2 separate regions of the Homo sapiens genome follow, and region 1 is linked to region 2. The links are chromatin contacts, found by Hi-C in ENCODE. All regions are on one chromosome and are shown on one strand. Each heading gives the region's core, a stretch centred on a gene start or an enhancer-like site at or near the end of the contact. The rest is flanking DNA. Distances are from core to core; before and after follow the strand shown. Region 1 holds the start of GASK1B (golgi associated kinase 1B). Region 2 overlaps LOC105377509 (a long non-coding RNA gene).

What was found. Hi-C counts contacts between places; a loop is a spot of excess contacts on that map.
Region 1: a loop to region 2 is called in a map of PC-9, with 4 times the contacts of the local background. The contact joins the promoter of GASK1B here to the enhancer-like site in region 2. A Hi-C loop is called at or near these places in 2 of 168 maps with a recorded cell type or tissue (HepG2 and PC-9).

The regions. Positions count from the first base shown.
Region 1 is chr4:158,169,013-158,174,673 of GRCh38, reverse strand. GASK1B (golgi associated kinase 1B) reads left to right here and starts at 1,649. Exons shown (of 5, transcript NM_001128424.2): 1 at 1,649-1,806; 2 at 3,075-4,208. The coding sequence starts at 3,299. It overlaps GASK1B-AS1 (GASK1B antisense RNA 1), which reads right to left and starts at 3,922. Exons shown (of 5, transcript NR_147410.1): 1 at 3,194-3,922. LOC101928007 (a long non-coding RNA gene) reads left to right here. Exons shown (of 4, transcript XR_007058350.1): 3 at 408-560; 4 at 866-986. RefSeq lists enhancers at 2,273-3,472, 3,646-4,166.
Region 2 is chr4:157,820,329-157,825,961 of GRCh38, reverse strand. All of the region lies in intron 4 of LOC105377509 (a long non-coding RNA gene), which reads left to right. Among named protein-coding and RNA genes, the nearest start is that of LINC02433, 250 kb to the right of the region's middle. RefSeq lists an enhancer at 1,156-2,355. Within about 2 kb of position 1,766, at least 4 of the 41 ENCODE cell types and tissues checked have a DNase peak (open chromatin) inside an H3K27ac peak, as active enhancers do; they include PC-9, where a contact is called at or near this core.

The DNA of each region.
Region 1 (5,661 bases), core at 400-2,899, 350 kb before region 2:
ATTTTGGCTATGCTTTTTGAGGGACTGCTATCTTCTGGAGAAATTCTGGGAATTTAAAAGAAATTTTTAAAGAAATTGACTGTGATATAGAATCAAACATATTAATTAGTTTATGTGTATTATGTGTCTGTATGTCTATGGCTAACAACTGGAGAACTTTTACAAAAATTTAAGTATGACTGGAAAAGTCATGGGGACTGCCTGAGTTTCCATTTAAGAAAGTTGAAAAGAGATATCAGGCCACAGAACAGGTTTCAATGGGCAGTGGGGGGAATCACTAAAATTGTGCTCTGATTATATCTGACAAGCCCCATTTATCCACTGTATTGGCTATATCAATATGTTGGCTACAAATAATTCAGTGTGCTTGTCCTCAATTCTACCATGATTGCTTTGCTGTGGTGCAGTGGTGACTATCTGTCAAGGCCTGGGCTGAGGAGAGAGGCCTCTGAGCAGTTTAATGAGGCATCATGGGGGATAAAAACAAACACATTGCTGAATATTTCAAATGATCATTCCAAGGCTGCTATCTCATTCAGTCATCAGAAGAAACCGATAGGGTAAGTGCTATTATTTTTCTTTTCTTACACATGGGGGAAACTGAGGCTTAGAGAGGTAAGATTACTTGCCACAGGGGACCACACGTAAGAGGTAAATGAGGAGAATTTAAAGCCAGTCTGCCTCCCTCTTCAGCCCATTCTCTGAATATCATAGTTCAGAGTAGATAGTGTAGCCTCCACGAATCCCTATTGTGGCTATAGCAGGGGACAGTGTATTGTTCTTTTTCTAGGAGACATTTTTGGAGTGGGGGTGGGAAGGTAGTCAACGAAATTTACTAACTCACACAACTCTCCCTATCTCGTAGGCATTTCTCCATGAAAAAAATAGCTCTAAAAACAGCTAGAGGAGATGTCTGCTTATTATAACTGGCCTCTGCCAAAGGCTTACTTTTAATTGTTATAGAGCCAGGTCAGTTATTCCTTTGACTGTGGAAATAATAAGATGGTTATAAAATGCAGCTTTGGTATGGTTTCCTTGCAAGAAGTTCACATTTTCTATCAAGAAAATAATTCTGTGTGTATGGAAGTGTGTGCCTAAGAGTTTTTGAGTGCAGATAAAATTGTTTTGATGCCTGAATTCTCACAAAGTTTAGCCAAAATATCCAGGTACTTCCAGGCTACTGTCAATATTGGGATTGCTCCTTCTCATTCCTCCATGTGGCAGGACTTTTAAAGAGGAAAAAAGGACTGAGTTTAGAGTGCTGAAATAACAGCCCGATTATAATTTTTGTCAATTTACCACTTGGACGTTTATTCTCTCCTTCCCTATATATTCCAACTCCTTGCTCTTTTTGCATTGTAAAATATAGTATTTTTAGGATTATACACCATATGCTAATCTTTTACCCACTCTTCAGTATCACAACTTTCTTTCTCTGTGGGGAGGAAAAATCCCTGTCCCCTTTCTGTCTTCTTGCCTTTTGATTCTATTTGCCATAGTCTAATTGACACCCCAAGGTCATCAGCCCCTGCCTTTGTGCTAGGACACGCAAACCACCCAGGCCAATCCCTAACCTGTTTTTTCAAAAAACCTCCAATCAGAGAGAATCCACGACTTCCTTTTGTGAACTGTTGCACCGTGCAATTGCACACTATAAATGTCTTTCCTTATCTGTGTGTACTCTTATCTCACTGTTCTATTTTTTCTCCTCATTTATATTAACTCTTTCTTACCTTTTTTTCTGAACTTCTAGGCCTTCTCTTTCCAGAACTGGTGGAAGACAAATGAAACGGCCAAGATGGTAAGGTGAGTAGTTCCTGGGAACGCTTGTGCTCTAACCCCAAGTTATGTGGGATGGACACTCGAGGGGTGATGGCATTCCTCATTTTACAAGTTACTTGCTTGGCTGCGGCTGCTCCACCAAGATAGCAAACATTCTCGATCTTTTGAACTTCATGAGACTGACATTTCTGAGTCTGTTTGCGAACAGGACACTAGAGGGCTCCCAGGGGTTAAAAATAAGTGGAAATTTATTTGAATGAAAACTGATTCTCTACGGCATTTCTTTTTTCCGAATTTAAAATTAAAGTTTATTTTGTTAACTATTGTTTTTAAAAGCTTTGTATCTCTTAAAACCATGCAGCAGTCAGTTTCCAAGTTTTGCTTTGCAATCAGTAGTTTTCAAGGGAGCTTTTAAAGCTGAACTGAAATGTTTGAAATGTGGAACACTCTTGACCATGAAATATGTTCTACTTACATGCCTCAGCCTTTAAAAGTTCTTTGCATTAGAGTCAAGGATTACATTCTTCCTGGAGCCAAGCATGGGGCCAGCTGTGTAAGTAAGGTTGCTTACGAGTTTCTTCTTTTTCTTTTTAATAGTGAAAAAACAGAACTAGAGATGCTTTTATTTTCTTTCAGCTGACTTCGGTGGAAAGAAAAGAAATAAAAAGCAGTCAGAGTTGTGTTGTGTTGTGTGTGTGTATGTGTGTGAGAGAGAGAGAAAGAGAGAGAGAGAGAGAAACAGAATAAATGCAACTGCTTCCAAGATATATGGACATTTATGGCTTTGTATTATACTAACAATGTAAGCTAATGGAACATATTATTAATATGAAGTACAATTTGTACCTTTAGACTAAGAGAATATGTTTCTAAATTTTATTGTTAATACTTGCTGCTTGTACTTAGTTAATTCAGGACTTTAAAAAATAAAAATGGTATAGGTATAGAGTATTAAAAAATTATCTATTACTTGTCTTAAGTTCTTTCTGAATTTCAAAAAGGAAAAGCCCAGGTTTGTCACATTTTAACGCTTTTGCTTCAGAGTCAACTTAAATGACTCTAGGTACAAGTTATAAAACACTCTTGGATTTTTGTGGCTTGTTTTCACTACTTTCAAGTGACTATCAAATCTATACATCTATCTCGTTTGCATGCTTTTAAATTTTATTTTTAAAAACATTTAGTGGTGATATTTATGAAAGGAAATGATTACTTTTTTTCTTGACTCTTGTAGAGGAACTTAAATGGTTTGAAATTGTGACTCAGTTAACTCTGTATCCATTCATTCCCAGAAACAAGCCGCATTTCTCCTTGGGGAGACTGATAATTTAAAAGGTTTGTTGTGTCAGAAACATTCCCAGCTTCATCACCAACCCTTTCCTTCCACCTCTGCCCACTGGAGACCACTTATATCCCGAAGCGGACGCGGCAGCTGAAGTCAGGAAACCATGCATCACATTAGCAGGAGCCAACTGCAGACTTTAAACTCCGTTCAACATGTGGATGCGGCAGAGAAATGACCTGTCCAGACAAGCCGGGGCAGCTCATAAACTGGTTCATCTGCTCCCTGTGCGTCCCGCGGGTGCGTAAGCTCTGGAGCAGCCGGCGTCCAAGGACCCGGAGAAACCTTCTGCTGGGCACTGCGTGTGCCATCTACTTGGGCTTCCTGGTGAGCCAGGTGGGGAGGGCCTCTCTCCAGCATGGACAGGCGGCTGAGAAGGGGCCACATCGCAGCCGCGACACCGCCGAGCCATCCTTCCCTGAGATACCCCTGGATGGTACCCTGGCCCCTCCAGAGTCCCAGGGCAATGGGTCCACTCTGCAGCCCAATGTGGTGTACATTACCCTACGCTCCAAGCGCAGCAAGCCGGCCAATATCCGTGGCACCGTGAAGCCCAAGCGCAGGAAAAAGCATGCAGTGGCATCGGCTGCCCCAGGGCAGGAGGCTTTGGTCGGACCATCCCTTCAGCCGCAGGAAGCGGCAAGGGAAGCTGATGCTGTAGCACCTGGGTACGCTCAGGGAGCAAACCTGGTTAAGATTGGAGAGCGACCCTGGAGGTTGGTGCGGGGTCCGGGAGTGCGAGCCGGGGGCCCAGACTTCCTGCAGCCCAGCTCCAGGGAGAGCAACATTAGGATCTACAGCGAGAGCGCCCCCTCCTGGCTGAGCAAAGATGACATCCGAAGAATGCGACTCTTGGCGGACAGCGCAGTGGCAGGGCTCCGGCCTGTGTCCTCTAGGAGCGGAGCCCGTTTGCTGGTGCTGGAGGGGGGCGCACCTGGCGCTGTGCTCCGCTGTGGCCCTAGCCCCTGTGGGCTTCTCAAGCAGCCCTTGGACATGAGTGAGGTGTTTGCCTTCCACCTAGACAGGATCCTGGGGCTCAACAGGACCCTGCCGTCTGTGAGCAGGAAAGCAGAGTTCATCCAAGGTAACAGATTCACATGCTTCGTTATTTGCAGCTGTTGGGGATTCTGGTTCATTTTCTTTTTTCCCTCACTCTCTTTTTCTAAATGATTTTTCTCCACCCACGGTTCACATTTGGACAGCAGCAGCAGCAGCGTGTCTTTCCATGCGCTTGGCATTCTTTATTTTCCCAGCCTGGGAGGATATGAGAGTTCCAGGGAAATGCTGTATTGGACATGCAAGAGTAAGCCCATACTGTATAATCTTTGCTCTCCATTTCCCTCGCTTCACTTCCCAGTGGCTTATTAAATCTAATTAAAGCCAACGGCAATTTGCATGATGAGGAGAGGAAGCTAGGCTGGAGGCAAAGAACTTGCTGACAGTCAGGCATACTATTAAATAGGTTACTATGGGAGGAAGTAGAAGTTTTTAAAAGTAAGGGGGAAGCGGGTTATCGTTCTTGAGCAGATGGAATCTTCTTAAGCCGCGCAGAGCCAGACCATGTTAGGTTTAACCCCCCCTTTTTTTTTCAATGGATTTAACCTCTTTATTTAACAAATAAAAAGAATGAGCAAAAATTGGTGATTTGTTCAGTATGTATACTAACTAGCTGTGTGGTTTTATCAAGCCCCTGACTATGATCTATTGAGTCTGTCTTTCAAGATTCTCCCGTCTTGGGTGACAAACATTTTGGCAGGTTCTAACACATGTAGCCAGTTACTGCAGTTGCCAGCAAAAGGACTGGTCTGCGGTCATGCCCATGCCATATAAAGGATATTCTCTGAATATTAAAGCTATTCCAGGGCTCGAATACAAAGTACAGTGAGTCAGTGGCTTATGTTTGAATGCAGAATGATGCCAGAAGTTACAACTTTGAATCCAGATTGGCCCAAGAGGCTAAAATGTACCCCAAAGAGATTATAAGCTGAAAGGATACTTAACTTTCTCCATGTTACCATGAAATTTAGCATTTCAGTGAGGTTCCCAGGGAGCCTAGAATGGAATGGATTAAAATCCCTGGGAGTGGCTGAGACCCAACTGCATTTCCAATGGCTTTAGCATTATAATTTCATTTTAAAATGGATACCCCTGGAAGTACCAGTGATTTACTTAGAAAAATTGGACATTCCCTACTGATGGTGGTTCTTGTCTAAGTGCTCCAGATTCACAGGTATGCTTTGATGTCTCAAGTTTATAAAGCAGTCCACCACAGTTATGCCAATGTAAGAAACCTTCTCAAACATTTAATCTAATGTTGATAAAAATGAATTTTTATTGGGTGCCCACAATTTGCTAAGGATTATACAAATTGATTCATATGTGTTGGCTCCTAGAATTTTCATAACAATGCTATGAAGTGGGGACTATTATTATTTCCATTTAGTAGATGAGAAAATTGAGGCTTATTGAGACAAAGTAATTGGCCTCAACTCCCACAGCTAGTAGGTGGCTAAGCTGGGTTTTGACTATAGACCCAG
Region 2 (5,633 bases), core at 517-3,016:
TTCATCTTAATTTTAGATAACCTGATGACAATGTGCCTAGGTGATGATCTTTTTTGTGATGAATTTCCCAGGTGTTTTTTGTGCTTCTTGTATTTTGATGTCTAGGTCTCTAGCAAGGCCAGGGAAGTTTTCCTCGATTATTCCCCCTAATATGTTTTCCAAACTTTTAGATTCTCTACTTCCTCAGGAACACTGATTATTCTTAAGCTTGGTCATTTAACAAAATCCCAGACTTCTTGGAGGCTTTGTTCATATTTTCTTATTCTTTTTTCTTTGTCTTTGTTGGATTGGGTTAACTCAAAGAGCTTGTCTTCATGCTCTGAATTTCTTTCTTCTACTTGTTCAATTCTATTGCTGAGACTTTCCAGAGCATTTTGCATTTTGATAAGTGTGTTCATTATTTCCTGAAGTTATGATATTTTTTATTTATGCTATCTATTTCCTTGAATATTTCTCCCTTTGATTCTTGTATCTTTTTTGGATTTCTTTGCATTGAGCTTCACCTTTCTCTGGTACCTCCCTGATTAGCTTAATAACTAACCTGCTGAACCTGTGTGTGCCTTGGGCTACTTGCCTCCCAGGTGGAGGTGGTGAGCAGAGATTGCGCCATTGTACTCCAGCCTGGGCAGCAAGAGCAAAACTCCATCTCAATAATTTAAAAAAAAGATAATAAGGCTTTAGTTCTTCCCTGGCCTGTGAAGTCTGCTTGCTGGATTCATGCCCTTCCCCTCGAGCGGAGTTCTGGCCAGGAGGCTTCTCAACAGGTTCAAATTGTTACAAAGTTCAGCTGGAGAGTTCCTTCTCCCTATGGTGTTTTCCCTGCACCTGCTGAATTGTTTTTCAGTTAAATTAGGGATTTCTTCTTGGTTTGAATCCATTGCTGGTGAGCTAGTGTGATTTTTTTGGGGGGTGTTAAAGAGCCTTGTTTTTTCATATTACCAGAGTTGGTTTACTGGTTCCTTCTCATTAAGGTAGGCTCTGTCAGAGGGAAGGTCTAGGGCCGAAGGCTGTTGTTCAGATTCTTTTGTCCTGCAGGGTGTTCCCTTGATGTAGTACTCTCCCCTTTTTCCTATGGATGTGGCTTCCTGAGAGCCAAGCTGTAGTGATTGTTATCTCTCTTCTGGGTCCAGCCACCCAGCAAGTCTACCAGGCTCCAGGCTGGTACTGAGGGTTGTCTGCACAGAGTCCTATGATGTGAACTGTCTGTGGGTCTCTCAGCAGCAGATACCAGCACCTGTTCTGGTGGAGGTAGCAGGGGGGTGAAATGGACTCTGTGAGGGTTCTTAGCTTTATGGTTTAATGCTCCATTTTTATGCTGGTTGGCTTCCTGCCAGGAGGTGATGCTTTCCAGAGAGCATCAGTTGTGGAAATATGGAGAGGAACGGTGGTGGGTGGAGCCCTAGAACTCCAAAGAGTATATGCTCTTTTTGTTTAGATACCAGGGTGGGTAGGGAAGGACCATCAGGTGGGGGCAGGGCTAGGTATGTCTGAGCTCAGACTCTCCTGGGGCAAGTCTTGCTGTGGCTGATGTGGGGGTTAGGGGTGAGGTTCCCAGGTCAATGGAGTTATGCACCTAGGAGGACTATGGCTGCCTCTGCTGAGTCACTCAGGTTGTCAGGAAGTGGGGGAAAGCTGGCAATCACAGGCCTCACCCAGCTCCCACGCAATCCGAAGGGCAGGTCTCACTCCCACCATGCCCCGCCTCACAGCACTGAGTCTGTTTCCAGAAAGTGGGCAAGCAGGGCTGAGAATTTGCCTTGGGCTACTTGCCTCCCAGGCGGAGGTGGTGAGCGGAGATTGCGCCATCGCACTCCAGCCTGGGCAACAAGAGCAAAACTCCATCTCAATAATAAAAAAAAAGATACTAAGGCTTTAGTTCTTCCCCGGCCTGTGGAGTCTGCTTGCTGGATTCATGCCCTTCCCCCCAAGCAGAGTTCTGGCCAGGAGGCTTCTGAACAGGTTCAAATTGTTACAAAGATCAGCTGGAGAGTTCCTTCTCCCTGTGGCGTTTTCCCTGCACCTCTGGCCACCCTCCGGAAGGATCCCTATGGTGCCAGGCAGGAATGACCTGCTTGGGGACCCAGTGAGCTCACAGGGCCTTTCCCACTTCTTCCTCTACCTGTGTATTTCACTTGGCTCTCTACATCGACTCAGCTCCAGGTAAGTTCAGAATCTTCTCCTGTAAACTAGACCTTCGATTTCCCCTGTAAGGGTGTGTGTTCCGGGGCAGAGGATCTCCCTTTTCCACTTCTGCAGTTTGGGCACTCACTGTATTTGGGGTGTCTCCAGGGTCCTGCAGGCGCAGTTGGCTTCCTTCAGGGGGGTCTGTGGGTCCTCTCAGGTTTCCTGATTTATTCCTGCAGTCGTTCTGGAGCTAAAAATCCATGATGTGAGCCTCTGCACGCTGCTCTGTCCGTCCAAGTCGGAGCTGCAATCTAGTCCTGCCCCTTGTCTGCCATAATGCCTCCACTATTTTTTAAATTTAATTTTTATTTTAAGTTCAGGGGAACATGTGCAGATGTGTTCTATAGGTAAATGTGTCATGGGGGTTTGTTGTACAGATTATTTTGTCATCCAGGTATTAAGCCTAGTACCCAATAGTTATTGTTCCTGAGCCTCTTCTTCCTCCCACACTCTATCCTCCAATAGGCCTCAGTGTGTGTTGTTCCCTTCTTTGTGTCCATGTGTTATTATTTAGCTCTAACTTAAAAGTGAGAATATACGGTATTTGTTTTTCTGTTCCTGTGTTAGTTTGCTAAGGATAACTTCCTCCAGTTCTATCCATGCCCCTGCAAAGGACATGTTTTTTATGGCTGAATAGTATTCCATGATGTATATGTACCACATTTTCTTTCTGTGTATCACTGATGGGCATTTAGGTTGATTCCATGTCTTTGCTATTGTGAGTAGTGCTGCAAAGAACATACACTTGCATCTGTCTTTATAATAGAACAATTTATATTCCTTTGGGTATCTACCCAGTAATGGTGTGTCTGGAATTGGTGGGTTCTTGGTCTTGCTGACTTCAAGAATGAAGCCGCGGACCCTTGCTGTGAGTGTTACAGTTCTTAAAGATGGTGTGTCCGGAGTTTGTTCCTTCAAATGTTCAGATGTGTCCAGAGTTTCTTCCGTCTGGTAAGTTCATGGTCTCACTGGCTTCAAGAGTGAAGTTGCAGACCCTCACAGTGAGTGTTACAGCTCATAAAGGTGGCACATCTGGAGTTGTTCATTCCTCGTGGTGGGCTCGTGGTCTCACTGGCCTCAGGAGTGAAGCTGCAGACCTTCGCTGTGAGTGTTACAGCTCATAAAGGTAATGCAGACCCATGAGTGAGCAGCAGCAAGATTTGTTGCAAAGAGCGAAAGAACAAAGCTTCCACAGCGTGGAAGGGGACCCCAGTGGGTTGCCGCTGCTGGCTCAGGCAGCCTGCTTTTATTCCCTTATCTGGCCCCACCCACATCCTGCTGATTGGTCCATTTTACAGAGAGCTGATTGGTCCGTTTTACAGACAGCTGATTGGTCCGTTTTGACAGAGTGCTGATTGGTGTGTTTACAATCCTTTAGCTAGACACAAATGTTCTCCAAGTCCCCACCAGACTAGCTAGACAAAGAGCACTGATTGGTGCATTTACAAACCTTTAGCTAGACACAGAGTGCTGATTGGTGCCTTTACAATCCTTTAGCTAGACACAGTGTGCTGATTGGTGCATTTACAATCCTTTAGCTAGACACAAAAGTTCTCCAAGTCCCCACCCAACCCAGAAGCCCAGCTGGCTTCACCTCTCAATGGCACTCTGAGTGGGACTCCGACAGCCCAGAGGGAGCTCTTCCCCTGATCAAGCCCAGCAGGCACCTGCCGGCCATGTGGAGTGTGGGGCCGCAGAGCCTGCACCCACCCAGAATCTGCGCCAGCACCACTAGCACCCAGCGCAGCCCAGCTCCCGCGCGCACCTCTCCCTCCACACCTCCCCGTGAGCAGAGGGAGCCTGCTTCAGCCTCGGCCAGCCCCAGAAAGGGGCCCCCACAGTGTAGTGGCGGCCTGAAGGGCTCCTCTAGTGTGGCCAGAGCAGGCGCTGAGGCCCAGGAGGCGCGGAGAGTGAGCGAGGGCTGCTAGCACCTTGTCACCTCTCAAAGGCATTGCTGATTGAATGGTATTTCTATTTTTAGGTCCTTGAGGAATCGTAACATTGTCTTCCAACAATGAATTAAGCAATTTACGCTCCCACCAACAGTGTATAAGTGTTCCCTATTCTTCACAATCTCACCAGCATCTGTTATTTTTTGCCTTTTTAATAATAGTCATTCTGACTGGAGTGAGATGGTATCTCATTGTGGTTTTAGTTTGTGTTTCTCTGATGATCAGTGATGTTCAGCTTTTTCTCATATGATTGTTGGTCACATGTATGTCTTCCTTTGAAAGTGTCTGTTCATGTCCTTTAGGTACTTTTTCATGGTGTTTTTCTTTTTTGTAAATTTGTTTAAGTTCCTTATAGATGCTGGATATTAGAACTTTTCAGCTGCATAGTTTGGAAAAATTCTTTCCCAGTCTGTAAGTTGTCTGTCTATTCTCTGGATAGTTTCTTTTCCTGTGCAGAAGCCCTTCAGTTTAATTAGATCTCATTTGTCAACTTTTACTTTTGTTGCAATGGCTTTTGGCATCTTCACCATGAAATCTTTGTCCACGCCTATGTCCAGAATGATATTGCCTAGGTTATCAACAAGAATTTTTATAGTTTTAGGTTTTAAATGTAAGTCTTTAACCCATCTTGAGTTAATTTTTGTATATGGTGTAAGGAAGGGGTCTAGTTTCAGTCTCCTGCATATGGCTAGCCAGTTAGCCCAGCACCATTTATTGAATAGGGAATACATTCCCCATTTCTTGTTTTTGTCAGGTTTGTCAAAGATCAGATAGTTGTAGGAATGCAGACTTATTTCTGGGTTCTCTATTCTGTTCCATTGGTATATGTGTCTGTTTCTGTACCAGTACTATGCTGTTTTGGTTACTATAACCCTATAGTATAGTTTGAAGTCAGGTAGTGTGATGCCTCTAGTTTTGTTCATTTTGCTTAGAATTACCTTGGATATTCATGCTTTTTTTTTTGGTTCCGTATGAATTTTAAAATAGATTTTTCTAGTTTTGTGAAAAAAAAGTCAATGGTTGTTTAATAGGAGTGGCACTGAGTCTGTAAATTGCTTTGGGCAGTATGGCCATTTTAATGATAATGATTCTTTCTATCCATGAGCATGGAATGTTTTTCCGTTTGTTTGTGTCATCTCTGATTTCTTTGGGCAGTGTTTTCTAGTTCTTGTAGAGAGTTTTCTCCTCCTTTGTTAGCTGTATTCCTAGGTATATTTGTTTTATTTTTGTGTGTGGACATTTTGAATGGGATTATATACTTGATCTGGGTCTCGGCTTGACTGTTAGTATATAGCAATGCTAGTGATTTTTTCACATTAATTTTGTAACATGAGACTTTGCTTAAATTGTTGTGCCTCATTTGGAGGAAAGAAGGCACTCTGGCTTGTCAGTGTTATTGTGTTGATTTTTTTCTTTGTGAGCTTATCGACCTTCAGTCTTTCAAGTTTCTGATCTTTGGTTTTTTTTTTTTTTTTTTTTTTTAATCCTGCTTGATGA